Regions from separate parts of the Homo sapiens genome. Here regions 1 and 3 are each linked to region 2. The links are chromatin loops, found by intact Hi-C in ENCODE. Cell type or tissue: endothelial cell of umbilical vein. All regions are shown on one strand. Each heading gives the region's core, and the rest is flanking DNA. Links, peaks and the distances in the headings are about the cores only.

Region 1 (11,129 bases), core at 2,024-10,023, 470 kb before region 2:
AAATTAAAAAAAGGATAGATTTACCATACAAGAACTTAAATAGAACTATTAGAAATGTTTAAATATTTGTTTCATATAACAAGTGTACACACACATAAGTATATATAAGTTTACTTATATACTTATTTATTTTAGGGATTGACGTATGCAATAGTGGGAGCTGTCTAAGCAGTCTCTGTCTGACTGTTGTCTTCAGGTCTGATGCTGTATGTAGTCCACAGAGCAGGAAGTCAAGAAATGAATGAGATGGACTAAAACTGTCATCAATTCTTAGTGACTCTGACCTTAAGTGGTAAATGTCCTGAAAAAGCTGGGACCCTTTACCACAGATCTAACCATACACAATTCTGGCCCAGGAGTCAAAGAAGCTTTAGGAGAATGACAGAGAAGTTGGGGCAGTTGCAAACCTGACCACTTCTCTCCACAAAGGAGGTGAGGCAGTGGATAAGCAATGATGCGTACGAGCTGCAAAAAGACTGCCACTTCACTTCTACCTTTCAATTCCCCACAGGAAACTTTCTTGTTGCCTATTCTAACTGGAAAATGCAGGAAAGGAATTCTGAGAAATGTAGTTTAGCTCAGCGGCACAGGCACATCACTAAGCCACTGCAATATTCGAACTATTATAGAAGAACATAATGCAAAAGATACATAAAAATATTTAAATAAGAACCAAATGGAACTTCTAGAGATAAAATTTATAATATCAAAATTAAAATATCCACTGGGTAACTTTAGCAGCTATATCACAGTAGGTCAAATCACCAATAAATTCAAATAAAAAGCAATAGAGAATACCTATATTAGCCAGCTCAGGCTGCCATAACAAAACAGCACAGGCTGGGTGGCTTGAATAAGAGAAATGTATTTCCCCACAGTTTTAGAGGTTGGAAGTTCAAGATTAGAGAGCCAGCCTGGCCAGTTTCTGGTGAGGACCCTCTCCCTGGCTTGCAGCAGCTGTCTGCTCATTGTGTCCTCCTATGGCCTTTCTTTTCTGCATGCATGTGTGGAGAGATGGAGCTCTCTGGTGTCTTTTCCCAGAAAGACACTGACATTATTGTATCCAGCCCCCACCCTCATGACCTCCTTTTCAACCCTATCTCCAAATACAGTCACATTGGAAGTTAGGGCTTGAACAAGTGAATTTTGAGGAGATAAAATTCAGTCCCTAGCAATATCTAAACTGAAGCACAAAGATATATTTTTTTAAATAGACAAATAAATTAATCCAAGCCTCAGTGGCCTGTAGCAAGTATTCTAATTTATATGTAATTTGTATTCCAGAAGAAGAGGAGAGCAAAGTAGAAAGTCAAAAAAGTATTTGAAAAACGGTGCCCAAACTATACCAAATTTAGTGAACGCTATATCCCCTGTGTTGAGAATCTCAGAAAGTCTCTAGCAGAATAAACATAGAGTTACACTAAGAAAAATCTAAATCAAACTGTTGATATACAATGCTAAAAAAGAAAAATGTTAAAGCAGCCACACTAAACATTTGAGAACAAAAATAAGAATGGTTATAGACATTTCATTAGAAATGAAGAAAACAAGGAGTGAAACAAACTAATTAAGTTGCTGACAAAAATTACCAAACCTTAATTTATATATAGGAAAATATCTTTCCAAACTAAAAGTGAAATATTTCTCAAGCGAACAAGACCTAAGGGAATTCAGAGCCAGCAGACATACACTAGAAGGAATATTAAGGAAAGTTCTTCCCTGGCTGAAGAAAACATACCAGGTGGAAACACAGAACTACAGTAGACCATGAAGAATGCTATTTCTGAGTGTGCGGTAAATAAATATTAAAGACTTTTTCCCCATCTTTTAGTTCATTAAAAGATGACTATTAAAACCAAAACATAGTAACTGTATTGTAGGCCTCTCAAGACATCTATTAAATGTATGGTAAAAATAACACAAAGAACAAGGGCAGAAATGGAAGTTGTAAAATTCATGTTATACGTATTAAACATATATGTTATACATATTATTGTATTATACATCAAGCAGTGAACTATAAATATTGGACAAATATGATAAGATAAAGCATTTTAAAATTATATAACAGTGACCCTAAAAATAAAACAAAAGAATATGGCTAAGTCAATACTAGATACATAATTGAGGAGAAAAATAATTACTTTGAAAGAAAAAAAGGACAGAGAAAAAGGAAGACAAATAGAATGCAAATACAATTGTATGCATAGCCCAAATATATTGAAAATTATACAAAATATAAGTGATATGCACATTCCAGTTGTAGGTCTATATAAGAAAGTAAGAGCCAATTATATGCTGTCTATATGAAAATTATTTTAAATATTGAGGTATAGTCATGTTAAAAGAAAGGATGGGTATAGTCAATATACCATGCAAAGTCTAATAATCAAGAATGTAAGTGGGAATACCAATATTAGGTAATGAGAAACTTAAAAATAATAACATGGATAAAGAAGGACATGTAATTATAAGAAAGTTAATTTATCAAGAGACATAAACACATCCTAAATGAGTATGCACTAACAACAATACTTTTAAAAGTAAAAAAATTGTTAGAATCAGAAAGAAAAGAGGACACATTTTAGAATTACAGTTGGAAATTTTGTCTGTCTTTTCTCAATTATTGATAGACTATGTAGATCCAAAATCAATAAATACATAGAAAATTTGAGTGATAACACCAATTATGTTGACTTAATTTGTATTATACGCTATGCTGCAACAGTAGTCTATGCATAATTTTTAAGTTTGTAAAATATTTTAAAATATATGCCATATGCTGGGTCATAAAACAAATAGCATAAAATAACAATTATCTGACTATAATGGGATTAAATTAGTAATCAAAAATAGACAGATAACTAGGTTACCCCTAAATATGTAAAATTAAAAAATACACTGGTTGATAACTTGAAGTCCAAGAAAAACATCAAAGGGAAATGTAAAAATATGAAATAATACATAATGAAACATCTTAAAAACTGTTCTGTGGCTAACCCAATACTGAGTTGGAAGTTTACAGCTTTCAATGTTTATGGTAAAGAGAAGAAAGGTCTTAATTATTTGGTCTAATCTTCCATTTTAAGAATCTAGAAAAACAAGTAGTAATTAAGCCCAAAGTGAGTAAAAGTAAGGTAATAATAAAAAAAGAGCAGACATTGATGACAGAAAAGTGACAATAATGGGGAAAAATTTGATAAAACCAAAAGCAAATTCTTTGAACACATCAGCCAAATTGTTCATTATCTAGCTATTGCAATAAAAGAAAAAAGAGTAAGAACACAAATTACCAACACCATTAATTAAAATGCTGATTTTTCTAGATTTTAATTGTATTAGTAGCAGAAAACCTTCCAACAAAGAAAAATCTAGACCCAGAGGCATTACTGGTTATTCATTTCAAATATTTAAACAATAAATAATATAATCCCATACAAAATATTTCAGAAAATTGAAAATAATCTCCAAAATTAATTTTTAAAAAGAGAATACAAGAAAAAATATTTTATCTGTATATTTAGTTTCTATTGCTGTGTGGGAAATTATCACAAGCTTAGCAGCTTAAAAGAACACCAATTATTATATCAAAGTGTCTATGGGTCAGATGTCTGTACACAACTTAGTTGAGTCCCCTGCTCAGTATCTCATAAAGCTTCAATCAAGGTTTCAGTTGTGTATTCTGGAGCTCAGGGTTCTCTTTCAAATTCATGTTGTTATGGCAGATTTCAGTTTCTTACAGTCTGGGACTGAGGCTGTCAGATCCTACAGGTCACTCTTGCTTGCCTGACATGTGGCCCTGTCTGTCTGTCATAGCACCTTGCCTTTGCAAGGTCCATTGGAAAGCTTCTACCATTTATAAGTAAGAGGGACTAATACATTATAACCCAATCATGGTTGTGATATCCCATCATCTATGCCATATTCCATTAATTAGAGGCAAGCCACAAGTCCTGCCTATGCTCAAAAAAAAAAAAAAAAAAAAAGATTGTATTGGTTATAACATTAAGGTGTGGAGATCATCCTGGAAATCTTGGATTTCTGCCACATGAAATCTTATATAAAACATCTACTAAAATCCAAGAGTAAACAAAATACATAGTTGAAAGACTGAATTCTTTTCCTCTCTATTGGGGAAGGCAAGAATATTGGGAAAATATTAGGGAAAAGAAAGGATTAAAATGAAGTTGCTGGGGTAGAGAAGTGATTCAAGAAAAATAAATAAAATATACAAACTAGAAATGATTGAGTAATATTTACATGCACAAATATCTTAATCATCTATTTTTAAAAATCCTTAAAATTACAAAAATATCCTAGAAATAGCCAGTGAGTTTGGAAAGATTATTGGATACCAGATTGATATGCAAAAGCAATTGAATTTCTATATATTAGCAAAAAAAAAGAGTGCGTAAATAAAATTTAAAAGTAATACCATCATTAAACATGGAATAATTTGTAGTAATTTTAACAAAATAAGTATAACACCTGTAAAATTAACAGTACCAAACATAGTTGAGAGAAATTAAAAACACCTAAATAAATGGAGAAATATATAAATATATCATGTCAATACATTGCATGAGACTATATTGTTCAGATGTCAATTTTCCCAAAATTGATCTATAGACTGAATGCAGTCTTCATAAAAATTACTATTTTCTCCCTAGAAACTGAAATACTATTATTTACATATGAGAACTCTAATTAACGCATCACTATGCTTATGATGTTTCTAGTCTTCTGAGATTCTAACCACATCTGTCATTTGTGTAGTAATTCATAAACGATTGAAAAAATTTTCAAAAATGTTCTCCAAATTTGCTGCGCCATTAAGTGTAGACCTTGTCGTGATACTGGTGGGACCATGTCTACTTTTGCTCAATGTTGCATCCATAGTATCTCGCTCCATAGCCAAAAATAGTTGTTAAAAATAAAGTGAATAATTATTTAATTACTTAATTAATTGCCTATATGTGATGTAGCTATCCATGCAACTAGAATAGGAATAAAGTATCAATATTCTTTCTATCTACACATGTCTATGTTTTTTAGTTTCAGTAAAATGTAAAAACAGCCTTTCATCTCATTAGAAGAGATGATGATTATATAAATTTGATTTTCAATTTCTAAATAAACAAATGCTGACAACATATTCAAACATTGCCACTGATTTCATTTTAAAATTTCCTTTACCTGTGGACATAAAAATTATGTATTCTCAATCCCAGAGAGAGTGATTTATAGTCAATTCTGTACACTGATCTTTGTTGATGATTTAAAAATTCATAATTCATATGTATGTATCAGAATTTAGCAAGGTATATGCTTTTAGAATCCTCTGTGATCACATCTAGCAATGAAATGAGTGTCTTTTTTCCAATTGCCAAGAATTCAGCAGAAAAACAGGATGAACATGGTTTATGAGGCCATTAATAAACATTTCAAGATATTTCCAAATGCTAGAGATAGCCCTGGGCCTTTTATAAGTTACCCCATAGAGCATAGTTTGAAGCATCTTTAGGATATTGTAACATGGCCATTTAACTTAGTCATTTACCAACAAAAGGCAATAAAATTTAAACTTATTTCTGTGATAAAAATAAATACGTATATAGATATGAAAATAAAGATGTAACTGCTTTTCTAAATCTTGTTTATTAGATACACTCATTGATTTCTAAAAATCTCCTAGTTTAAAATTAGGATAATGCAAATAGGTAGTGTTCCATGTATACAATTGGGCACATTTAAAAAATTAGTTTGAGTTTCCTTTGATAAATCCGAATCTTTATTTCACTGGCAGAGCTGTTCTCAATTGTTCTTTGCTGACACTAAACTTTTCTACCTTTATTTTGTATTAGAGAAATCCAGTTCAGACGGGTAGTTGCAAATATCCCAATAACATCAGTAAGTCATGTAAAGTTTTTGTTTTTTTTAAGCAAATCACACTATATTAATCCTCCACTTAAAACTTTTTGGTAGCTTTTCCTTGTCCTATGGATAAAATCCAAATTATTTAGGATAGCACATAAGGCTCAACATTTCTGAATCTTGTCTGTCCCTTATCCTTTCCTCTTCCTTACCCTCCAGCCACTTGGTGGCAGCAACAACAACTACATTAACGACTTCATGGTTGTCACAGGTCAACATCTCTCTTGTAATTGTTTGATAAAGTTCACAAAGCCCCTTTGCACACGTTGCCCTATTCTGATCTTGACAATAGCCTTATGAGGTCAGTACTGTTTTCCTTATTAAATCCACATCAGAGTTGAGATCTCAGGGTAGTAAGAGAGGCAAAATCAAACATGACAAAGAAAAACTAACACCCAAGCACTCTGATTCTAAATCCAGCCATTGTTTCAGTTAACCAACAGAAAAGGTGTTCATTGCTGTTCATTTCCTGTGTTTGTTAAACATCTAAAGCAGAAACATATAGATGGTGGAACCTTATTTTAGGTTTTAAATAAAATATAATAAGTATTTCATAAACTCAAAAATCACACAATTCCCTATACTCTATTAAATCTAACATATATTGTTTCTCTAAAATGTGCCTGAACTTTCTTTCCTTTTACTGCCAATATTCCTTTCACTTAATCATTGCTGATAGCTTATTCAATATAATTTTGACGAAAATGATTTTCAAATAAAATGTACTAAAATAATAATTTACCATACCATCTAAAAAACTCAGACATGTCCATTGGTCATTTGAACCGACTGCTACCATTTAGATACAGGGAAAAAGTTAAGTATAAAGCTCTTCCTCAGTTCATATTTCTGCACATACCAAATAAAATGGAAGATAGATTATATTAATGTCTATTACATATACCCTAATTAATTTTATCTTTATACATATGGTTAAAATTGTTCCCTTTATAAAATATAAAGAGAAAGATATGGTACTTCAGTTTAGGTGATTAGTGATTTGAAGGAAAGACAAAGTTAATTAGAGTATTGAATCAATGTTACAGGTACAGATTTATTATACCAAAAATATTCAAAATATGGACGCAAGAAATAGAGACTTTTAAAAATGCAATGTATAATAATTACTATTATATACTTAATCAAATCTAAGCTGCCCCCAATTAAGAGATGACTCACTCTCATAGGTACCACCACAAAATAATTCTAATATTGCCAACTAAGCAATAACACAATGTCTTAGTGATGCTTTCACAAGATCCCTCACTCCAGCATATTGTTGCTTTGAAATTTCTTTCTAAAGTTTCCAGGGAGTTTTTCTATCTTTCTGCCTCCAGTTTCATTGCCTCACTGTTCTAGCCAATCCACTTACAGTTATCTCAGTAACAAAACATACCAGAGCTTCAGCTACTTCTCAGCACCTCTCTTTGTAAGTCTTGTGAAACACATTGCTGTTTTGCAAGTAAATATGGAATTGTAGCTCTTCTTCCTTGGCAGGTATTTTCTTTACTGATACATCAAATTACATTCTGTTACTTTATTTCTGTGCCTCTACATATATTCAATAATCATGTATTTGACTGAGAAGTCATAGCATCATTTTCTATGAAACTGTGAACAGCAATGAAATTCAAAAATAAGTGATAAAAACTGACATAAATTAACTAAAGTAAAACAGTATGAAAATATTAGGACTAATTTTCATATATGTATAGTCAATTTCAAGTTTTTCGCAACGGCTACTTGAAAAACAGTAATTGCTGTATTTTATCAATAGTACTTGTCTCAAATTTAGAAAATTAAGAACTGTTAAAATGTTTTTTTAAAAAAGAGGGAAGGTGAGAGAAGAAAGAGGAAAGAAAGAAAGGGAAGAAGGAAGGAAAGGAAGGAAGGAAGGAAGGAAGACAGAAAGAAAGAAAGAGAGAGAAGGAAGGAAGGAAGGGAAAGAGAAAGAGAGAGAAGGACGGAAGGGAAAGAAGAAAGAAAGAAAGAAAGAAAGAAAGAAAGAAAGAAAGAAAGAAAGAAAGAAAGAAAGAAAGAAAGAAAGAAAGGAGAAAGAAAGAAAGAAGGAAAGAAGGAAAGAAAGAAAGAAAAAGAGAAAGAGAGAGAGATAAAAGAAACAAAGAAAATTTTTAAACTGTTACAAACATCAACTTTTTTTAAAAGAAATGGCTTCCTTTCATCCTTAACTCTGCTTCATGAGTCACACCTACAACTTTCCAAGAATAGCTGGCCTGAGCTCTCTTCTTAATTAAGTGTTCAATGACACAAAGTGACTCAAACTTAACGTTTAATATCTCTGTCAAAAAGGTTCTATTTTATTGCTTATTGTTAAATATGTTAAATATATTCCATTGCCAAAAAAACTCTCTCTCTTAAAATATGAGAAAAGATTTCTTTCCTAAATGCTTTCAGACAGTATGACAAAGCTCAATAAACACTTTAAAGAACACACTATTTAATATCAGAATACATCTCTTTTATTATTTTCTTTATTTTTAGACAGAGTCTCACTCTGTTTCCCAGGATGGAGTACAGTGGCATGATCTCGGCTCACTGCCACCTCCTTCTCCCAGGTTCAAGTGATTCTCCTGCCTCAGCCTCTCCAGTAGCTGGAATTATAAGCATGCACCACCACACCTAGCTAATGTTTGTAATTTTAGTAGAGATGGGGGTCTCACCATGTTGGCCAGGCTGGTCTCGAACTCCTGACCTCAAATGATCCACCTGCCTCAACCTCCCAAAGTGCTGGTGTTATAGGTGTGAGCCACTGTGCCTGGCCTATTATTTTCTTTTCATATTATCACAACTATACTTTTGCAAAGCAATTTCACTTGGATTTTTACTCACTTTTCTACACTTACTATATTAGGGAAACATTATTCGAACTGTTCTATCCAGTATATCAGAAAACATTAATAAGCATCAAAAAATGACCCAGCATAAAATATGTTCGTAAAATATTAATAAATATTTCACAAAAAAAATAAGACTATATAGACATTCATGTCTGAAAAACATGTCTGATGTAACATGTCTGAAAAACTTTTTCCCACAAGACCCTTTTTCATGGAATACCTTTTTAAGATCTCACATATAGTTTTTCTATGGATTACAATCAAAAATGTTAAAATATAAGTTATTTCTGAAAAATGTTAGAATATGTCATTTATCATCTGTGAAACATAACTTAAAATTTGAAGAGTATTGCAAGTCAATTTTTTAATTATTATTTTCAATTGAAATATTTGAAGAGGGCATTTTAAATGCTATTTATCTTTTAAGTAATAAGTGACAAGTTTTATAAGTAACATAATTTAAAAATACATACAGAAATAAAAGTAGCAGCAAAAAACCTGAAAGATTAGGTTCTTGCTCAGAATGTTGAGGAAAGATTATCTTCTCAGCGTTTTTAGAAGATTTAGATTTTTCTCAGAATGTTGAGAAAAACCTAAAATAAATGGCACAACAGAAAAGATATAAAATACATATAGAATAAAACTATGATAGCTAACATACACTTAAAAGGAGTTCCAGAAAGAAATGGTAAGTGTAGTTTAAAAAAATAATCAAACAAATAATAGAAGAATATTTTTTAAGAATTTTTCTAAGAATATTTTCTAAGAATATAGAAAGACTTGAATCTTTAGGGGAAAAGACATGCTGTATCAAGAAGGATAAATTAAAACAGACTGACTTTTTTACATATTGGTTTAATTTCAGTAAATCAATGACTAAGAAAATCCCTGTGTCCCTCAAAGATAGGGAAAAAATGTATTCAAAGAGAAAAAGAATCTGAGTGGCATCAGATCTGTTACCAGGAATACTAAGTGCCATAAAAACAATGAGCTAAAGTGTAAAAGAAAATTATTTTGAACTTAAACATTGATACCCAGCAAAACTATCTATTAGACATGTGAAAACTGAAGATATCACCAGACATGTAAGGACTCAAGTAATTAATTTCTAAAGGACTCTTCATAACAGGAGAAATCCATACTAGAATATAGAATATGTGAGCTCCAAAAAATAGAGAACCTGAGCAAAGAATACAATAAAAAGAAATCCCAGGATGAAAATTCTGATATCATCCTTAACCTAATTAGTCTAAATTAGAACTAGACTAAAACAGACTGAGAATTCCGTTAAAAAAAAAAAGTACAATAAAATAAATTTTATTGAATAGACTAAAGTCAGATCTTGGAAGATCTTCATACTATGGTGAAAAAGGCATAAGTTTCATTTCCCAATAGGGAAAAAGCAAGTCAAGTGGAATGCCACTGAAAAAATACATATTATATATTTACTATCTAGTTATGGTCCAAATATAAAGCAAATAAAATATGACATGGCTTTTGAGCAGTTGATGCATTATAATAAAATGAGAACGCCATTTATATTTTATGTAAGGAATATTCTCCTTTGACAACAATTCTATAATTTTGAACTTAAGATATGTAATTTTAGCACAATAGCTGATTCTGAACTGAGAACAAAAAATGCTTATTTATAATTATGTTAAAATTTAAATAATGTTGAATGTTTAGAATTGTTGCAGCTTTTTCACTCCGTAGTTCAGCAAGCCGGGGGAGCGGTGCCCAGTGGCTTCTCTCTCACTGTTAGACAAGCGGGACAGCTCTTTTATTCCTGCTGCCTGCAGATTGGTGAGCAGGAGCGTTATAACTCTTTCGCTCCTGCAGTTTGGCGAGTTCTGGGTTCTTGGTCTGCAACCAAGAAAAATAAGGTACGTGGATACCAGAGAGTGAGTAAGACAGGGTAGAATTTTACTGAGCAACAAAAAGAAAGCCGGCAGCTCTGAGAGGGGACCCTGAAGTTGGTAGCTGTCTATGAGGTTGAGTCCGGGCTTTATCTGAGCTTAGAATGGGGGAGTGTGTGCTGATTGGTCTATGGGTGGTCTTGGAAAAAGCACCATTGGGTTGGTTAAAAGGCATCATTCCAAAGGAACCAATCGAGTGAGAGTAGATAAGATGGGGATAAAAGTTATTACTCCAGTCAGGGACTCTATCGGGAACTGGCAGCTTGGTTTTCAGGTTTTATACAGACGTGTTCCACATTTGTGTCTTTTGACTAGCATTGTTTTTGAGGTTTAATCATATTATTGAATTTATTAGAATTTAATTTTTTTAACTGATGATGCATACTTCATTATATAATGCACATCTATTCTATTGTTG
Region 2 (11,129 bases), core at 1,582-9,581:
TCATTAACAAAATAACTAGAGGTCCTTCAGAAGATGAATAAATAAAAAGTGTTTTTTATGGGATGTTATTCAGTACTAAAAATAAGGGGATGTTATTCAGTACTAAAAAGAAATGAGCTATCAAACCAAAAAAAGACACAAAAGAATCTTAAATACATATCACGAACTTTTTTTTAAAAAGCCAATCTGAAAAGGCTATGTATTGTATGATTCCAACTGTATGACATTTAACTCTTATGCTATTGCTAAAAGTTTTCTAAAAATTTCTCTCTGACACTGTGATCATATGACTGATATATTTCTTTACCACTTCAGTATATGAGCATTATCACTAAAATTTTCCTTCCCAACTTATTTATTTTCTACCTTGTCCTTGATTGAAACTGTGCTCTCCAACCTACTTTGAAGGCCACAGCACAGGTACCTAAGCGAGAGTTAGTAGGATTACAGGAGTGGTTCCAGTGGAGTAAAGAAGGCCACAAGAGTTTTGCCAATTCTCACATGAAGACATATAGTCAAGTTTCCTTTCCTTTGAATATGGGGTGCCCTTGATACTTACATAAGTGACATTATGATACTTCCAAGGCCAGTTTTTAAATAAAACCAGCAGTTTCTACTTCCTTCCTCTTCAGGAGATGCAGCCATCATAGTACAATACTACATACTACATACTACAGCCATCACATGGTCAGAGTTCATAAGTAACGAGGCATCTCACAGAGAGAGAAAGGCCAGGTACAAAGCCCTCGAGACCCAGCTATGAGCGTGAAGCCTTCTTGGACCCTCCAGCTCAGCCTATTCTGCCTGCTGAATTCAACCAAGTGGGTGACTTCAGCCAATACCAAGTAGAGCAGAACAGCTATGAGGTGAACTTATTTGAAAAGGAATAAATTATTCTTAGGTCAATAAATTTGGGGATTGTTTTTAATGAAGCCATATATAAATGAAATCGTTTTTGACTTTGGCTGAACATTTGAATCAACTAGATGGTAACAATTTTAAATGATCTGGAACCAAGCCAAGAAAATTGACATTTTTAAGGGTAGAGTCTTAGCATCCCTATTTTTAAAGGCTCCCAAAGTGACTGCAACACACAGGCAGTGTTGAGAACTATGTAGTTAGTGTTGCTTGTGCCCAGTTCTGCTTCTAAATAACTTCTCCTGTAACATTTAAAAATTCCCCACAGTTTAGCCTTATGTCATCTAGCTCTGTTGCTTTCAATTCTTTAGTCTGAAACGTTTTATTCTTCAAGAACACTCAGTCCTAAGCATTCTGAAAATAATATATCTGTTTGATGTGAAGTGTAATTAATGGATCATAACTTTAATGATTTGGTTTTCTATGTGTTTGTCTGCTTGCCTGTTTTTAACAGTCTGTTTTGTGTATCTGCATATATCTCAGTAGGAAGAGAGTCAATAAATGAATAATCAACTCATTTCTGACATATGACTCATCGAACATATATCTAAATCTTCAGAGATCATTTTTTTTAACAACTTTTTCAGGTGTTTTAAATCTTACATTGCTAATGTGGGAAGTTGTCAGTAAATGATTCAGTGTTTCTATAAGCAGATAATTTCAGTATTTCAAATTTCTTTATATGCCTAAGAGAGACAGGTATCTTTTCCAGATGTTAAGTAGAGACATAAATGCGAACTTAGATTCAATTAGCAAGTTCATAAAATAGCTTATATATTTAATAGATACAATTAACTGATATTTTGGCTTTTTATCAAAATAAATCTTCTTTCAAAGATTAACACATTTTTATTGAGGAGTAATTCTATTGGGTTTATAAAAATCTTGAGAGTGAAAATGAGTCTTGCCAGTTCTAATTTATAATTCATTACTGAAGTGCTTGCATTAAAATACATTGGAGATGGACAAAAACAATCATTTGAATCTAGGTTCCACCAATTACTGACTGTGTGAACTTGATGAAACCACTTAGACCCTCTCAGTTCAGTTCCTCATTTATAGTAATAATAGTATCTATATCCCAAAGCTATTTTGAGGCTTAAAATAAGATAATGTTTCACTTGCAATTCTTATAGGAAAATTAACATTAAGTAAATATTATCAATCTTAATTATGTCTCAGTATCATAATAATGAGCTTGTTGAAACACAGCTAAGAAACACCCCCTACACATCATACCTCTCATCCTTCACTCCATGGAGAAATAAAAGAGGCAGGAGATATTTGAGAAGAAATTCATGAATGGCAACGTAGATTAACTGCCCACCCCTTAAAACAAACATGGATGGCAAAAAATAACATTTGAAAATATGCAAAAAATGAATGAACATTTATTGAATGCCTACTATATGCTATGTACTTTGCTAAGAGTCAACCAAAAAGTTAACAACACACTTCAGGAAGAAAGATTATTGTCAAGTCTTATCAATTATAGATACAATTGTCTCAGAATGTTCTTGGGGTAACCAAAATCTTGCTGAATAGTGTTTAGCTAGCAGAGTGATTTTAATTAGAATCACCTGATTAATACTAGCTTAGTATCCAGGAAGCTAATTTCATTTCTATTTATGCATAGAACCATGTGTAGGATCCAAGACTCCCGAGTTCCAGAGAGGTGCGCTTTCCATTACAACTTGCAGCTGTAGAAATAAAAGAGAACAGTAAATGCTACTTGAATTTCATGATTTCAGATATCCAGTAAAGATGAATTCACTTGCTGCACCTGCTTGTTGTTTTATCATTCCATTTCCTATCTCCCATGTGAAATTGCCCACAGACACAACATCTATTTAAAATGATTGGATCTTGAAAAAATGTAAATTGATATTTTATACCCCATAAGTTCTTCTGCAATGGTAATATCTGTGCTATATGCACATTGAAAATTAAATCATTTTTAAGCTAGCATAGGGCCTGTCTAATAAAAATCCTTCTGAAACCCCACTGTCTTCTCAGTAGCAGCTTTTCACAGTGAAGCATTTAAGCTTTTAAAAAGCACAGAACAAATGTGATTGATTATCAGTTCACTTGCCAGATTCTGCATTGAAATTAAAGAAAGTAAAAGCTCTTCTATGAAAGTGATATAACCACCTGCAATATTAAACCAATAAAACATGTGTTCAGCTATTTATGAAGTGTCTTGACCCAGATATATAAAGTAGCCTTCTAGTATGTAGGAGACTTATATAGTAACTGATCAATCCTTTCTAACTGTGGCAAAACAGTAAAAAGCATACCAAATTGACTAAAAGGCCAAAACACTCTGAAAGAATTCCATCATTGAAACAAATATGAAGTTAGCCACACTTGTGATAAGCAGGACAAATGAAAAAATGCAGCCTATTAGTATGGATGTAGGAGATATTCTAAGAATTATTAATTCATTAAAAAAGATTCCCGGTGCCTGACACATAACAAAACTAGATTTGATTGAGCATTCACTTGTTTTTCTGCTTATCTAAATATTAGACAACGCCCTGATGATTTTCAAGAAGCTGATACAATTCTTTGCAAATAGCTCTGTTATCTATAAATAGCCCATTTCTACTTAGCCTCCATATCATCTATTTTAAATAGCTACAGATAATATTTGTGCATGCTTTGTTGTTTAAGAAGTATAAACACAACCAATAAATGCTGAATTATCTAATAAATAGTAACTTTGGGATTCAATTTAGAGAGAAGCCAATCTGAAACTTGGATGGATCTATTCAATAAATCTGTTCTTTTTGGAAGGGAAGATCTTAGCAACAGAGAATACAAGGTAGGCTAGAGCAGCATGCAATCAACATCAAAGGTTACTAGGTTCCAGGTTCCTAGGCTACCAGGAATTTTCCAGAATGATGATAAAGTATTGAAAGCGTCTTGTAGCTGTGGGTTACGTAAACCTATATGAATGGGTGACAACGAAAGGACAAGGCTTCATTAAGTAGGAGGACCACGTTTTAAAAAGGCAACAACTTTGCCCCAGACAAATAGAATGATTGACTATGGGACAAGATGGACAAACTAAAATGGGAGAGAAATCAATAATGGATTACTAAAACATGGGTGTAACTCAGAGAATCGGTTATAAGAAACAAAGATATTTCTTATTTTACGGGAATCACCGAACAATGTTAAATCAGTGACAAAAACAAGAGACAAACAAACCCATTCATTTACTTCACCCTGGGGCTGCTTTAGATTTAGGCCTTTGATGTGGTTTACGCAGCCTCACACGTATAGTATACGGAGACAGTGGCAGGCATGAAGGTAAGCTTCTGGCAGGGAAGAATGGCATTTATTCCATGTATAGCAGAATTCTTCACCTTTGGGTGTGTATATGGGTGTGTGAATGAAAATTTTCTGTTTGTATTGCTTCATGCAACCACTATTTATTGATGATTTAAACATCCTCAATCAGGGCAAGATTTTAATGTACGTATATTTAATTTTTGAAATAAAAGTTCCATCAACAACGTGATATTAAAGCCAAGCCACTACCATAATGAGTAAATATAAAACTGAAGATAGCAGCAAGATAGAGCCGCAGATATAAATAAAAATCAGTAAGCCTAATATTCTGGGAATATTCATCAATTATTGTTTAAAGCAAGTCCAACACAAAAGTTCAAAATGTTTTAAGTCATGACTACATGATCATAAAATAAAGAGGACATCACCAAGGTGGCCAACTTATTTGACAACCAATTCTGGTAACGATAATAAAATATTTCTATGATGTATAATCACACCGTAAATATCGATAATTCTACCCAAACTTTGTAGCAAAGAAATACATTTTTGTCTTCTACCTCAAAACTTTGTATAATAGAAATGTAGACACTATGTTAAATACTATGAACTATATTGTTCATATTTTCAGAGCAAGAAATGAATGTTTACTTGAAGTTGTTTTTCTTCAAAAATTACTTATTCATATATGGAATAAATAGCCCAGAATAAATACAAAATATTGAGTCTTCTGATTGTCACAGTTTCAGTCATAGGTTCTGGATTTTTCATCGAATGTGCATGTATTCACAGGATTGATAATCCAATAAATTGCGCCCTACTCTCAGTCTGATGATGGATGAGGCAGTGGCAGTGTTGCTCTATACATGAGCACCCCCTTCTGGCCCAACCTGGATACCCATTTCTATTGTAACAACAATTTATTTGGAATATCCCTTACTATATCTTAGATAAATGCTATCCTATGCAAATATGTAAATAGTGATATCACCTCAAGAACTTAGCTCAAGGTGCCCTGTGAATATTTGTTTCATTTTAAAAGCAAACAGAATGAACAATTAGATTAATTTATATTACTTTCCCATTGCTACTGCAAGAAATCACAACACTTTTAGTGGCCTAAAAGAATGCAAATTCATTATTTTACAGTTCAGCAGGTCGGTTGTCTGACATGTGTCATTCTGGGATAGAATCAAGGTCTCAGAAGGGTTTTTACTTCTTTCTGGTAGCTCTTAGGGAGAATGTTTCTCTGCCTTTTTAGCTTCTGGAGAATGTCCACATTCCTTAGGTCATGGACTATTTCCTCCATGTTTAAAACCACCAAATTTGCATTTCTCTGTATTTTTCTCTCATATGTCTCCTTCTTATTCTCTCCTCCACATACTACTACCATTTTAAGGACCCTTGTGATTACATTGCTTCTATTCTGATAATTCAGGTTAATGCCTTTTTTTAAAAACAATCAGGTGACTAGCAACTTAAGCTCATCATGCCAGGACCTGAACATATTCACAGGGTCTGGGGATTAAGACCTGGGCATTGCTATGGTGTGAATGTGTGTCTCCCCCTACCCCCGAGCCCTGCATTCATATGTTAAAATCCTAACTCCCATGGTGATAGTTTTAGGACATGAAGGCTTTGGGGCGCGGGGGTGATTAGGTCATAGAAAGGGAGCCCACATGAATGGAATAAGTGCACTTATGAAACAGGCCCAAGATAAGCCCCTCATCTAAATAAACTCAAAATAAAGACTCAAATAAAATCAGAAATTAAAAGGGTGACACTCCAACTGATACCACAGAAATACAAAGGATTACAAGAAACTATTATGAATAAATATATGCCAACAAATTGGATAACCTAGAAGAAATGGATAAATTTTTTGACGTATATAATCTACCAACATTGAATTATGCAGAAATAGAAAATCTGAACAGACCAATAATGAATAAGGAGATTATAATTAGTAATAAAAAGTCTCTCATCAGAGAAATTCTCAGGACATGATAACTTCACTTTTGAATTCTACCAGACATTTAAAGAAGAACTAATACTAATTCTTCTCAAACTTTTCCAAAAAATTAGAGAGGAGGGAATATTTCCACATTTATTTTACAAGGCCAGTATTATCCTGACACCAAACTCAGACATGGACACTACAAAAGAAGAAAACTATAGGCCAATATCCCTGGTGAACTTAAGTGCAAAAATCTTCAACAAAATATTTTCCGACCAAATATTATGGAATATTTAAAAGATCATTTACCATGATAAGGTGGGATTCATTCCAAGGATGCAAGGATGACTCCATACGCAAGTCAACTAATCTCATACATCACATTAACATAATAAAGAAGAAACACCATATGATTATTTCAATAGGTGTAGAAACAGCATTATACAAAATGTCACATCCTTTCATAATTAAAAAAACCTCTTAGCAAATTAATTACAGAAGAGATGCATCTCAATATAATAAGGACTGTATATGACAAACCCACAGCTAACACCATACTCAATGGAGAAAAATTGAAAGCTTTCCATCTAAGATTGAGAACAAGACAACAATGGCCAAGCTAGCCACTTCTATTTAACCCAGTACTGGAAGTTCTAGCTATAGCAATTAGGCAAGAGGAAGAAAGAAAAGACATCCAAATTGCGAAAAAAAGGTAAACTGTCCCTGTTTGTAGATAACAAAATCTTAGATATAAAAATCCTAAAGACTCCACCAAAAAACTGTTAAAACTAATAAATGAAATCAGTAAACTTACAGAATACAAAATCAATACAAAAAATCAGTAGCATTTCATACACTAATGGTGAGCAATATGAAAAAGCAATCAAGAAAACAGTTTCATTTACTATGGCTAAAAAAAGATATAATAATTAGAAATAAATTTAAACGAGGAGGTGAAAAATCTCTACACTGAAAACTATAGAACAGTGGTTAAAGAAACTAAACAAGACACAAATAAATGTAAAGATATCCCATATATATGGTTTGGAAGAATTAAACTTGTTAAAATGTCCATACCACCTAAAGTGATACACAGGTTCAATGCTATCCCTGTCAAAATATTACTGTCATTCTTTACAGAAATAGAAAAAATAATCCTAAAATTTGTTTAGAACCACAAAAGTCTCTGAATAGCTAAAGCAATGTTGAACAAGGAGAACAAAGCTGAAGGCGTTGCATTACCTGACTTCAAAATATACTACAATATAGCAAACAAAAAAGTGTAATACTAGCATAAAACAAGACACATAGACCAATGAAACAGAATAGAGAGCCCAGAAAATCCACACCTTAATAGCCATCTGATTTTTTATCAAAGTGCTAAGCACACACAATGGGGACAGGACAGTCTTTTCAACAAATGGTGGTGGGAAACGGGATGCCTGCATGCAGAAGAGTGAAATTAGGCCCTTATTTCACGAAAAAATACAAAAATTAACTCAAAATGCATTGAAGACTTAAATGTAAGACTCGAAACTATGAAATTACTAGAATAAAACACAGAGGAAAAGCTTCATGAAATTGGTCTTGACAACTTTTTTTTGGATATAACTTCAAATTGCAGGCAACAAAAACAACTATAGACAAATGGGATTACATCAAACTAAAAATGTTCTGCACAGCAACAGAAAATATCAAGAGTGAGGAAACACTCTTGAGGTTTGAAAACATTTTCTTGAGGAAGAAAATATTTGCGAGCTATGCATCTGATAATGGGATAATACCTAAAATTTATAAAGAATTCAAACTATTCAATGGCAAGAATACAAATAACCCAACTAAAAAATGGGCAGAGGACTTAAATAGACATCTCTCCAAAGAAAATATACAAATGAACAACAGATATATGAAAAAAAATCCTTAACATCACTAATTATTAGGGAAATGCAAATTATACTGTGATGACATATTACCTCACTTCTGTGAGGATGGCTATTACAACAAAGACAAAAGATTACAATGATAGCGTGGATGTAAAGTAAAGGAAATGCTTGCACACTGTTGGTGGAAATGTAAATTAGTATACTCATTATGGAAAACAGTTACGGAGGTTCCTCTAAACTTAAAAATAGAATTACCATGTAACCCAGCAATCCCATTACTCAGTGTATACCTAAAGGAAAGCAAGTCAGTATGTCAAAAGCATATCTGCCCCCATATGTTGATTGAAGCATTATTCACAATAGCCAAGATACAGAATCAACCTGTGTCCATCAATGAATGAATGAATTAATTAAAAAATATGACATAGACATATCTTGTTTCATTGCACTTTACTTAATTATGCTTTACAGATTTTAGATTTTTAAGAAGGTTTGCGGTAACATTGCATCAAGCTAGTGTATTAGTGCTACATTTCCAATAGTATAGTATCACTTCGTGTCTCTCTGTCACACTTCGGTAATTCTCACAATATTTCAAACTTTTTTCACGATTTTATATCTGTTATGGTAATCTTGGATCACTGATGCTTTATGTCACTGTAATAATTGTTTGGGGGCACCACAAACCTCAAACACCCATGTAAGACAGTGAACTTAATTGATAAATATTGTCTGTATTTGATAGCTTCACTGACCAGCCATTTCCCCTTCTCTCTTCCTCTCCTTAGGCCTCCCTCTTCCCTGAGACACAACAATATTGACACTAGGCCAATTAATAACCTTACAATGGCCTCTAAGTTTTCAAGTAAGGAGGGTTGCATGTCCCTCACTTTAAATCAAAGCCAGAAATGATTAAGTTTAGTGAAGAAGGCATGTCAAAGACTGAGATAGCCTGTAAGCTAGGCTTATTGTACCAAACAACCAAATTGTGAATGCAAAGGAAAAGTTCCTTAAAAAAACTAAAAGTGTCACTCCAGTGAATACATGAATAATAAGAAAGTGAAACAGTCTCATTATTGATATGATATGGAGAAAGTTTTAATGGTCTGAACAGAAATCAAACCAGCCACAGCATTCCTTTAAGTCAAATCCTAATTCAGAGCATGACCCTAGCTCTCTTCAATTCTCTGAAGGCTGAGAGAGGTAAGGAAGCTGCAGAAGAAAGTTTGAAACTATCAAATGTTGGTTCTTGAGGTTTAAGGAAAGAAAGCTCAAGGTAAAACAGCAAATTATCCAGAAGATCTAGCTGAAATAATTGATGAAGATAGTTACACTAAATAATACATTTTCAATGTAGATGAAACAGGCTTCTATTGGAAGAAGATACTATCTAGGACTTTCAAAGCTAGTGAAAAGCCAATGTCTGGCTTTAAAGCTTCAAAGAACAAGCTGAGTCTCTTGTTAGGAGCTAATGCAGCTGTTAAATTATTTCTTATTTTAAAAAACTGCCACAGTCACTCCAGTCTTCAGCAACCACCACCCTAATCATTAGCAGCCATCAACATCAATGCAAAATCCTCCGCTAGAAAAAAATTATAACCTACTGAAGGCTCAGAGAATCATTACCATTATTTAGCAATGAAGTATTTTTAATTAAGGTTTACACATTGTTTTTTAAACATAATTCTATTGCACACTTGATAGACTATTGTATACAGTAAGCAAAACTTTTACATATCCTGGGAAGTCAAAAAATTTGTGTGACTCACTTTATTGTGATATTCACTTTATTGCAGGGTTCTGGAGCTGGACCCACAATATCTTCAAGGTATGCCTGTATGTACACACAACGAAACACTATTCGGCCATGAAAAAGAAGAATAATCTGTCATTCATGACAACATGGAGGACATTATGCTAAGTGAAATAAGCCAGAGAGAAAGACAAATACTATATAAGCTCATGCATGCAGAATCTAAAAAAGTTGATCTCATAAAAGTAGAGAATAAAATGGTGGTTACCAGAGGTTGGGGTGGCTGTGAAGAGGACTGGGGAGACATTGGTCAAAATATATAAAATTATAGTTATATAGGAGTTATAAGTTCACGAAATCTGTTTTTCAGCATAGTGACTATACTTAATAATGATGGATTACATTCTTAAACAATGCTAAGAATGAATGTTAAATGTTCTCACCATAAAAATAACTGTGAGGAAATGCATATTTTAATTAGCTACACTTAACCATTCCAAAATGTGTAGGTACTTCAAAACATCACGTTACATATGATAAATACATTCAATTTTATGTCTCAATTTAAAATAAATAATTTTAGAAAATTAATTTTTAAAATTGATATATAATACTTGTATATATTTATGGGATACAAAGTGATGTTTCAATACATATAGTGTGTCGTGATCAAGACAAAAGTAATTACCTCTGGTTATAGCACCCCCAAAAAACTGATCATCATCTTTAACTCTGACAATCTCTAGGTGTGGGAGAACAAAAGCTGCTTTCATCTTTAACAATGCATTGGATCAAAGTTTGTATTATCAAGAACATACATTCTTTCAAATGTTTTTCCAAAAAGGAACATATATTTTTAATATTCTAACTCCCCAATTGGTTGGTAGCCATATACCAACCAATCTCATTAAGCTGTCATGGCTGTTAGCTTTTCTTCTTTTCTAAACCATTAAATTAAAAAAAAAATGCAAAAGATTTTATAGATCAAAGCCAATTAATTGGTACCCTGGTATGCACAAAGTTAAGGACCGAGTTGTTTTATTTGAATAGTCACACTGAGAAAGCTCAATATTAATTCACTCTGTCCCCAAACATGCATATTTTAAATGCAAATCCTTTTAGAAAACAAGGGGAACATAAGATAGTGCTTGATTCTTTTTCCTAAATGCTTTTTCTTTCCTTCTTATTAATTTGAAAGAAGGATACATTAGGTAACTTTTTTTATACCTTTAAGAAGATTTAATTTAGTGTTTCTACCAGGCACTGTGAAAAAAAAATTGCTTTAAAAGACAAACAATAGCAAGAAATACATTGAATCATT
Region 3 (11,129 bases), core at 1,073-9,072, 1.6 Mb before region 2:
CAAAACATCTTTTATAAAAATATGTGGGCACCATATGTGCACACACACATATACAAATTGTACACATAAAATCTTATGTATATATTTTAATATAAAATACTACAGGTTAATAAAAAATGTGCTTAGACTTGGCTTATTTTTTTAATTGGAATGAAATCTGGTTGTAACACAATTTTGATGTCAAACTGCTTTCTCTTCCTGTTTACATTTTGCAAGAACAAGAAGCCTCAGCTGGAAAATTGGCCCATAATCACAACCTATTAAGCTTTTACTGATATTGCAATAGAAGTAATGGGTTTTTAATGAGCTTATCCATTTTAACATTTATATAATTTATTAACTTTTTCCTTTCTCTATTTTGTATATTAACTAAAAACTTAGGTTTAATAATTTTCTTTACTGAACTCTTAAGCCCTCGAAATTCAATAAAATAATGCTATTTTAAGTTACTGTTGGTAATTTTATCAAGCATAAGCAATCACTTGTGTGTTATTGTAGAGCTTCATGTACTATGAAGGGTCACTCACATTGGAAACTGGTGTCCAACTTGTGGCATGGAACTTGCTTTATAGATACTCATAGAGAGAATATCAACTTTTACAGCAACAAAGGTAGGATTGTTGACTTCACAAAAGCAAATTTAAAATATTGGGTGTTTCATGAATTTGCCCTTGAATCCACTGTTAACACAATTTGTTGGTATATCAGAAGGCTAAAAATCTCCACTGCAAGGTGAAAGCATGGTGATAAGGACTGAATAGGTTTTTGACTGTGCTGGTGTTAGAGAAAGCACCAGGAGAACCATAGAGCTGGGGCTCTGCTCGGCATAAAATCTGAGGTGGAAGTCTTGAACATGATTGAGGAGAGGGTAGACACGGGAGGACCCTGGCAAAGGGCAGGCAAACTTCATCTCTTTCTGCAGTTCATTTTATTCCAGAGGATGTAATTACCAAACTCAAAGAAACAATTAGGAAAACTGTTGGTATCAGTTTATCTTTATCATCTGGGGAACAAATTATTAATCTTCCAAAAATTATTTTAAGAGAGTTATAACTAATTAATGATGGGCATACTTATAAATTACTCTTTTAAATTACCTCTATAAGGTTGTATTTTTCTTAAAAGAAACACCAGTCACAAGAGAGTTCACATATATAATTTTTGTCCTATCTTAAAAAATAGAGAGAGAGAAAGAGATGGGGTCTCATTATGTCACCCAGGCTGGACTTGAACCCCTAGGCTCAAGCCACTTTCAGGCCTCACGAGTAGCTGAGACTACAGGTGTGCACCTCCGTGCCCAGCTTGGCTTTATTTATGATAACAATACCTATTGCCTCAATAAACAAATATATCAAATGTTGCAAACAGTAGTATGGAAAATATGTGAACTTTTGCTGAAACTAAAGCCTGAAACTATGAAAACCCATTTTCATAGTAGTGATTCCTTGAAAACAATTTTTAATTTTAAATTGTTACCACAAACCCTAAAAAAGCTCCTCGGCTTTTCTCAAAAACCTCAAGAAATTCAATAATTCTAGCATATCTAAATGCAATATGCTATATGATATTATATCATATTATCTATATCTTATATGTTAATAAATAAGCATTCCAATCAGATGTGTAGTCATTCCAAGAATCAAAACTCGAAGACTTTAGAAAGGTATCTGTCTTCAGTTTTGATGTTTTATGTCATTTACTCTCAGAGTACACATACACACACACACAACCACACACACATATATGCAATAAGAGTTCTATTAAAATAAAAGTTATAGATATGTTTGGGGGTAATATAGAATTTTCAAAATGATATCTAAGGAAAACTTCAGTTCTTTCCTAAACAGAAATATGTAACCTACTTTAATGAACAGAATGAAAATTTCTAGTAACTTGTGCATCTTACAGAATAAAGTTAGTCCTAGGTCTCAGGAGTAAAAAAGTGCACCAATTTAATCAGAATTTTGATTTTACATGCCACTCTATGATCGAAGTGCTAAAATGCTCTGGAGCATAACTCAGTCAGGCAATATGTCCCTTTTATTCATTAGGCTTCTTACACCGTTTCTTGGCGGCTGCTCTGTAACCGTATGAGTCATTAGCACGAGTCCAAAATTGTGTGAAGAGAGATCTATGCTTTTGTCCTGTGGAGAGTCTTTTCAGTACAATCAAATTTGCTTCACAGTGTAATTTCACAGTTTGTGCAGTAGTCACTGACAGCTCACAGCACTGTTGTTATTCAAAGCTAAGCAGATGAGAGAGACATAACCAACTAATAACATGCTGGAAGTTATGTCTTCAAAGTTGCAGTCTAATTGTACATCTTCATTTAGTGAATGGCTGAAAACAAATTAAAATTTCCTGACCACTGGAGGCAAAAGCAATGCCAAGCAAATCAATTATATCAAATTCTTGTAGGGTGGAAATGTTCTTAATAAAATGTCACAGAGGGAAGGAAAATAACAAGAATAATACAAATGAACCAGAAATATAAAAACAAATATCAACTTCAGTTGTAAGCAAATGAATGTAAATTTAGACAGAAGTAAATATAGTTTGATGTTTTGGCAAAAAATAAACACTTTAAGATTTGGAATTGACTAAAGTATAGGAATCGGGCAATCTCATGTGCTTTTGATTAAGTGTACTTTTCCCAACAAATATATTTTTATGTAAAAAATTATAATGTCTTTTGACATGCTGACTGCAATTATCCAAAGGCAGTAGATAACAATGAGAGATGCACATATTTTTTTAACATAATGTTATGCAAAGTTTTTTGTTTGTTTTGTTTTTAGTTTAAGTCGTACTTTACTAGAAATTTTAGTTTTTATTAAATATTTTTTAATGCAGTTTTAGATTCACTTAAAAATCTAGGGGAAGGTATACAGAGGTATTTCATATACCCCCTTCTGCCACATATGCATAGCCTCTCCCATAATCAATATTCCCTACAATAGTGATACATTTGTTACAATTGATGAATTTATATGGACACATCATCACTCAAGTCCATGGTCTACAAGGTTCATTCTCAGTGTACATTCCATGGGTTTGAATAATGGTATGTGAAACATAATTTTCACTGCCCTGAAAAATCCTCTGTGCTCTGCCTATTAATCTCTTTTTCTCTCTTAACTCCAGGCAACCACTGTTCTTTCCACTGTCTCCACGTTTTTGCCTTTTCCAGAATTTCAGAGTGAATTCTTTCACTTAGTAATAGGCATTTAAGTGTCCTCCATATCTTTTCATGGCTTGATAGCTCCTTTCTTTTTAGCACATAATAATATTCCATTGTCTGGGTATATTGTAGCTTATTTATCCATTCTCTGGCTGAAGGAAATCTTACTGTATAATCCAGTAATCAAGCTGCTTGGTATTTACCAAAAAATGTTGAAACTTTATGTCCACACAACAACCTGCAAATGAATGTTTAAGGCAGCTTTATTCATAATTGTCAAAACTTGAGAATGATGCTGTTTTAAAGCAGTGAATATGTTATAATTTTAAATAAATTAAAAAAATTATCATAGAACACCAGCCACTGAAGGACATTTGAGCCATTTCCAGCTTTTGGCAGCTATGAATGTAGCTGCTATATACATTTTTGTGTAGGTGTAAATTTTCATATCTGTACAGTTGATACCCTAGACCATAATTGCTAGGTCATAAATTAAGGGCAGGATTAATTTTGAAGAAACTGCCAAACTTTTCTAGTATGGCTGAACCATGTTGTAGTCGCTCCAGTAATATATAGAAGATATGGTTCCTCATGTTTTTGTTTTTTGTTTTTTGGGTTTTTGTGAGAGAGAGAGAGACAGTTTCACCATGTTGGCCAGGGTGGTCTCCAATACCGGGCCTAAGGTGATCTGCCTGCCTCAGTCTCCCAAATTGCTGGGATTACAGGTGTGAGTCATGGTGTCCAGACTCCTCAGGTCTTTATTGGCAGTTGGAACTGTTGGAATACTTTTGTTTATGTTTTTGGTTTTTTTGTTTGTTTTTTAAGCCATTCTAATAGGTATGTAGATAGCTCATCATAATTTTAATTTTCATTTGCCCAGTGGTTAATGCTGTTGGACATACTTTCATGGTCTTATTTGACATTCTTATCTCTTTTAGTGATGTATCTGCTCACATCTTTTACTCTTTGTTTTGTAGTGTTACTTGTTGTCTTATTGTTTTATTTTTTTTTTCTTTTTTGAGACAAGGTCAGGCTCTGTTGCCAGGTGCTAGTGCAGTCACACAATATGGCTCACTGCAGCCTCGACCTCCTGGGCTCAAGCAGTCCTTTGCCTCGGCCTCCTGAGTAGGTAGGACTAAAGGTGCATGTCAACACAGCTGGCTAATTTTTAAAATTTTTCGTAGGGATGAGCTCTGGCTATGCTGCCCAGGCTGGTCTCAAACTCTTGAGCTCAAGGGATATTCCCCCTTCAGCCTCCCAAAGTGATGGGATTACAGGAGTGAGTGTAGACTATTCCTGGCCTTATTGTAGATTTCAAGAATATTTTGTATACCCTAGACACTCAAATATGTTATTAGAAAATATTTTTCCCAATCTTTAGCTTGCCCCTTTTATTTTGTTAGCTGTGTCTTTCCCCAAACAAAAGATTTTCAATTGAAAGTTCAATTTATCATTTTCATAGACTATATTTTGGTACCATTTACAAATTTCTTATAACAAAATCTATTGGAGAATTTTTGTGAATGATTAGAAAAAAATCCAAAGTCCAAAAGAAAGACACTGGTTAAAACATAGTAGTTGCATATGGTAAGATTTTATGCAGCTATTATAAACCACAATTTCAAAGAATATTAAAAACACGAAAATACTTATATGTTAATTGAAATGTAGCAGAAGTCATCTAGTTGCATATGTGGGTGTGTACATGTCTGTAGCATTTACGTGTGAAAAAGTATTGAGAGAATAACAAATGTTTTTTCTGAATTTTCTTTTTTGTTTACCAAAAATGTATTTGTTAAAATCAGTAAAAAATGATTACTTTTGGAGAAAATGAATATTTCATTAATCCATATTTGTACTTCAAGAAATCAATACTTTAAATTTTATTTGAATATGGAATAAATTTTGTCATTACAATTATTTTAAACTTCATAATTTTTGACACTTTTTGATAGCTCTCTGTAGGCTAAAAGCAAGTACGTTAGAATCACTTAAAAATGTAGAACAGACACAATTTACCCATTTTTGTATGTGATTATTTCCAATATTGTTAGGTTTAATATAGGACAAGATTTTTAATTTTTACATTGAAATATTTCCTGATCTTTTATATATAAATTATCCTGTAAATATGTTTTACTATGATTACAAAATACATAGTTGATGAAAACAAAATAATTGATATTTTTAAAACGTGAATGTCTAGAAAGCAAGGAATCATATCTCATTTTTACCTAATACACATATTAGCAATACATTGCTTTTTAGCTTGGCTCATTTGAGATTAGTTTTAAGAAACAATAAAAAATGCCCCAGGCAAGATGATAGGGAGATGGATAATGAAGTGATGTGTAACTAACAAATACATCTCTGTTTTTAAGCCTCTCATTTTTTTTGTGAGATATATATCACAATTAATTCGAAATAATTCTAACCTTCTTCCTTAATGTTCTACATTGGTTGTAGCAGTTGTTTGTGTCCAAATGCATCAATGTTCTGCTTATAACATATAAACTTATAAGTTTATATCACAACCTTAGCCCCAGGAAACTAGCATGTGACAATACCTCTTCATCTAAACTGTTGTTGCAGCCACACCAATTATGTAATTGTTATGGCAGCCACTAGAGGGAAGAGTGACAAAGTGCTACAGCTGAGATACCCAGAGACGTTTTATTCCAGATGAGGCCCTGGCGTGCAATGATTTCTATCTCAGTGTCTTATTGCCTTCAAACTATAAATCATCAATATCCTTAGAATGAACCTCTTCTACACAATTAAGTATTCTTAAAATGCTTAATTTAATATTTTAATTCAGTATCAACATATTAGAGCTTCTCTAACTGCAGTTTGAAAAGCTAGATATTTAAATACCCTTATATATCCTCCCAAATTTTAGTGTCCAGAAAATTATCATCTATCCCTAGGTTTCAGACTTCCTTACTTGTCTGTACATCTAAAACATGTTTTTTTTTAAATCTAATTTATGAAAAGAAAAATCCCATACTTAGAGGCTTAAATTATATAATTGAGAAATACAGACAAGTAGAATCAACCAATTAACAATAATTTGTATTGATGTCAGTGCTGTAGGTGATTTACATACATAACTTTATTGAAAACCTTACAAGTTAGATGTTACTTCCATGATTTAGATGAGAAAACGGAAGTGCACATCGTGCCTAATCTTACACAAGTGTTGTAAATGTTAAATGATAATGTTTTTTGTTAAAGATGGACCAGTTGGACTGAAATAAGGACCAGCAGAGTTGCACACTTATGTAGCAGATTCTCATGAAAACTCTTGTAAGTGTATATATATTTAGTCAAGTTTTCAAAGTACGTGATCTCTCTCATTAAAACATTTGCAATGTTCTTGAGCTTTCTATTACTAGGCTGATAGAAGCCCTTTGTTAAATGACTATATGTTGAGTTTTAATACTCATAATTGGCTAGTAACATATAAAACATAAGCACTATCTAAAATATTGAGAAGCTGATTTCATATAGTTTTTTTTTCTTTCTATCATAATATTTTATCATAACGAGCCAGAGCAGGGATATAGCTGAAAAGATTAACAAAATCCAGAGATATTTTGTTTATTGTTTATTTAACTGAGGCTTGTAAGCTTGTAAAATATCAAGCATGTTCTTCTTTTCTTTTCTTTTTTTTTTTTCTTTTTGAGACAGAGTTTTGCTCTTGTCGCCTAGCCTGGAGTGCAGTGGCGCAACCTTGGCTAACTGCAACCTCCATCTCCTGGGTTCAAGCGACTCAGCCTCCCCAAGTAGCTGGGAATACAGGCACCCGCCACTACACCCAGCTAATTTTGTATTTTTAGCAGAGACGGGACTTCACCATGTTGCCCAGGCTAGTCACAAACTCCTGACCTCAGGTGATCCACCTGCCTCAGGCTCCCAAAGTGCTGGGATTACAGGTGTGAGCCACCGCACCCAGCCACATGTTCTTATTTTTGGAAAGCACAACAAGAAGGAGAGATTAGAAGATGATTTGGGACAGCTGTTTACTTATGAAACAAAAGTCTGAATAAAGGAGGAGGTGATAAATCTGGATGAATTAGGATAGGACACTTGAACAACATTCGAGGTGAAGAGTATTGAAGGTGTGCAAATGCTTGAGAATAATAAACAGCTTCTCCTTTCCTTCTCTGGATTTTGAAAAGGGGGAGATTGCGGGCAGGTCAAATTTTGTTAAGAAATGGTGTTCAGTTTAGAAGACCATGGAGAAAGTGACATTATTGGGTAATAAATCTGGTACTGGTATTCAATTATGTATTGAACAAATATTTGCTGAGTACATTTCGTGAGTATACACTGGTGAACTAAATATATGTGCTTTCATGAGGTCCATGAGACAATGCAAGAATAGAAGTTCAGGAAGTACTCAAGAATACAGAAGGATTTAATTTTTACTCATTTGTTTTAAATTCAGATGTCATCCTAGCGCATGCTGTCTTTCAAGATTTAGGTTGGTTCACCTAGGTCATGTGGGTAATCCAGTGCCTTTCCTAAATGTTCCATAACTTCCTGAGGTATTTCATTCTCCGGGGTTCAAAGTCTCAGGGTCTGATGCACTCTTTTTCCCAAACCTATCTCATTCACCTCGCTATTAAGTTTTCTTAGTACTGAATCGACCCAGACAAGGAACTCAACCAAATCCTTGATTTTTAGTTTCTAAAATACTTACATGAGACATTTATACATGTGGAAAATTAACTGAAGTGTTATGAAACTGGAGAGCATTTACGAAGTAGCAATGCAAAGTAAAAATAAAAAAAAAAACATGTTTTCTTTCAAAGTCAATTTTCTATCCCAACCGAATTTCCCTGCAGATTCTGACTCCTCACTTATTGCTATATAACATCATTCTCTCTTCGCCAATCCCTCCTGTAACCCTATCCATTACCTTCCCTTCCTTATTCCCAAATCCTATTCATCTTTATGAATATCTTTGTTCCCACATTCCTAACAGGCAGAATCTGCTGGAAATTTTTGTTAGGATAGGAAACTGACTTTACCTTCAAGGGTACAGGGTGAGAGATGGTGGTGGTGGTGAGTTATTTTTTTGTCCCCCTAGTTCTATATAATGACCCTATTAGTCCTATAAATATAGCCAATGGAGATCTTTTCTTTCATTAAAGCCATGACATATTTTCTGCAGTATCACTCTTGACATTTAATATTGGATGTTTAAAGGAAAGAGAGACTATTTTTTATTTCTATCATGAGTTCGTATATTCATCAGGGTTTGGCTAAGAAACAAATGGCACCTTCCCAAGGGGTTGATTGATCCAGAACTTTTCAATGCTTTCTTATTTTTCCTTGAGTGACTGTACAATTCTTAATAATGGCCTGCAAGACCTTGGATGATCTTTCATGATTGAAGCTCTTAAACTCTAGTCTTGTAGTTTTGGGAAAGCACCAAGTTGTTTTGGTTTGGTTTGGTTTGTTCCCATCCTTCTGGATGTTCACAAATCCTGCTCTCTTTGTCTTAAATATTATCATCTTGCTTTTTTCTGTTATTTTATTATTTTAAAAATACTTTTAAATGTGGAAAACACATGTAACATACTATTTAGCGTCTTAACCATTAAGTATACTCTTCAGCCGTGTTAACTATATTCAGGTTGCTATGCAACAGATGTCCAAAGCTTTTTTATCCAGCAAACTTGAAACTCTATGCCCATTAAATATCTCCTCATTTATCCCTCACCCAGCGCCTGGCAACCACTATTCTATTTTCTATTTTTGCAAGTTGGACTACTCTAGGTACCTTGTGTAAATGGAATCAGACAGTATTTGTCTTTTTGTTACTGGCTTATTTCATTTAGCATAATGTCCTCAAGGCTCATACATGTTGTAACATGTCAGAATTTCTTTCTTTTTAAAATATTCCATTATATGTATAGACTATATTTTGTTTATCCATTCATCCATCCATAAATACTTGGGTTGCTTCCACCTTTTGACTATTGCGAATGTACAAATATTTATTTGAGACCCTACTTCTTTTTTTTTTTTTTTTTTTTTTTTTTAGACAAAATCTCACTCTGTCACTAGGCTGGAGTGCAGTGGTGCAGTCTTGGTTCACTGCAGTCTCTGCCTCCTGGGTTCAAGCTATTCTCCTGCCCTGGCCTCCCGAGTAGCTGGGACTACAGACACGTGCCACCAGACCCAGCTAATTTTTGTATTTTTAGTAGAGATAGGATTTCACCATGTTGGCCAGGATGCTCTCGATCTCTTGACCTTGTGATCTGCCCGCGTCGGCCTCCCAAAGTGCTGGGATTACAGGTGTGAGCCACCGTGCCTGGCCCCTACTTTTAATTCTTTAGGATATATCCCAAGAATGAATTTTCTAGGTCATATGTTAATTCTACTTTTATTTTTTACAAGAATCACCATACTATTTTTTACAGTGGCTGCACTATTTTACATTCCCTCCAAAAGTGCTCAGGGTTCCAATTTCTCCATATCCTTGACAACATATCATCATACTTTTTGGATGACTAGCACTCTCTATGTCAGTTTCAACATCAACACGTTAGTGACCTAAGGCTGTTTCCCACTCTGCCCAATGGTGTCCATAAGGATGCCTTGCTTGTTACATTCTTAACACATAGAATTGGTGCTAAGTGTGTAGCTTTTTTTTTTTTTTGTATTTCTTGTTTGTTTTACCCTACAGACTATTAGCTCCATGAATATATAAAGGTGGGAACTATATTTATTTTTCCTTTTGCCACTCTGACACATGGTAATTCTTTAAGGATTTACTGATGAATGCTACTTATATACTGTTCATAGTATACACCCTTAGAGATCCTCAACAGCAAAAATAAGAGCTGTGGTTTTTGGTAAACACATGCTACTGACTTCAGTATTTTATTGCAATGTTTGCAATGTTGTAATCTCTGTAATATTGAAAGTTATAGATTTAATCCCCCCTTAATTGTTGAAACTAGGCTTTTAATTATCACGTCACACGGGTAGTCAGTGACAAAACTGATATTGAGAACAATACCTAGTTGATCAAGGCATTGAAACAAACATCATCCTCAAAGGGTAAAAATTTAACTTTATCTAACTGTAATACTGCATATTTTTTCTATATCATACTGGAAAAATAATTTCCAAGCAAAGTAAGTTTTTATATGCTCTACAGGATCACTTTCTGTAATAGCTTTACCATATAAATTTACTTTTTTCCTCCATAGGCATTTTCATCACAGCATTGCAGTAAATAACTATTATAATATTAAGTGACCTGTGTGTGTATGTGTGTGTGTGTATATATATAATATGTAATTTAAGATATAGAGATACAGATATGTATATAGATAGAGCTATAGATCTTATGCAAATTTAAATTGTGTCTAACTACTCAATGAATCACTGGACTTAGCTACTACAATGCTTGCTGAGCTCATCAAGAAAAAACTCAGTATGAGACAATAAACATTTATACTTACTATTCTATTAAAAAGAGTGATCATAGGAGCACCTGTAGAATAGAAATAATGATTTCATACATATTTTATGAGGAAAAAAATTGTTCTCTCTGATCATGCTAGTGAACTGACCAACGTGAAAATTATTTAACAGAATGAGATAAATTTACAATATAATTTATATCTCTTATATTGTATTGTATTTTATTTATTTTTATCTTTTTTTCTGAGGTGGAGTCTCGCTCTGTCGCCCAGGCTGGAGTGCAGTGGTGTGATCTCGGCTCACTGCAACCTCCACCTTCTGGGTTCAAGCAATTATCCTGCCTCAGCCCCCGAGTAGCTGGTATTACAGGCATACACCACCATGCCCAGCTAAAATCTCTTATATTTTAATTAATTTTAAATAAAAAGGCCTCAGGATCTCAAGATGTATACATCATGAGTTCCTTCTTTTAAACATGTAATTACAGGTGTATATAGTATGT

Evidence for each region. Peaks named below come from ENCODE experiments on the same cell type or tissue, not always from the same donor. Only the 100,000 strongest peaks of a DNase experiment are listed, where the experiment ranks them.
Region 1: it touches region 2 in a loop (13-fold over the local background); 3 of 110 quality-filtered maps call a loop at or near these places.
Region 3: a loop joins it to region 2, with 22 times the contacts of the local background. A loop is called at or near these places in 2 of 110 quality-filtered maps.

What each region holds. Positions count from the first base shown.
Region 1 is chr4:134,464,616-134,475,744 of GRCh38, forward strand. All of the region lies in intron 3 of LINC02462 (long intergenic non-protein coding RNA 2462), which reads left to right. Among named protein-coding and RNA genes, the nearest start is that of LINC02462, 46 kb to the left of the region's middle. In endothelial cell of umbilical vein, for the core only: a CTCF peak has its summit at 6,125 (motif pointing right); a DNase peak (open chromatin) is centred at 6,186.
Region 2 is chr4:134,930,423-134,941,551 of GRCh38, forward strand. LOC105377438 (a long non-coding RNA gene) reads right to left here. Exons shown (of 3, transcript NR_188430.1): 2 at 9,825-9,889; 3 at 2,289-2,618. LOC105377437 (a long non-coding RNA gene) reads left to right here and starts at 3,840. Exons shown (of 4, transcript XR_939216.1): 1 at 3,840-4,233; 2 at 9,852-9,883. In endothelial cell of umbilical vein, for the core only: a CTCF peak has its summit at 5,115 (motif pointing left); a DNase peak (open chromatin) is centred at 5,099.
Region 3 is chr4:133,314,958-133,326,086 of GRCh38, forward strand. No RefSeq gene overlaps it. Among named protein-coding and RNA genes, the nearest start is that of PCDH10, 170 kb to the left of the region's middle. In endothelial cell of umbilical vein, for the core only: a CTCF peak has its summit at 5,806 (motif pointing right); a DNase peak (open chromatin) is centred at 5,804.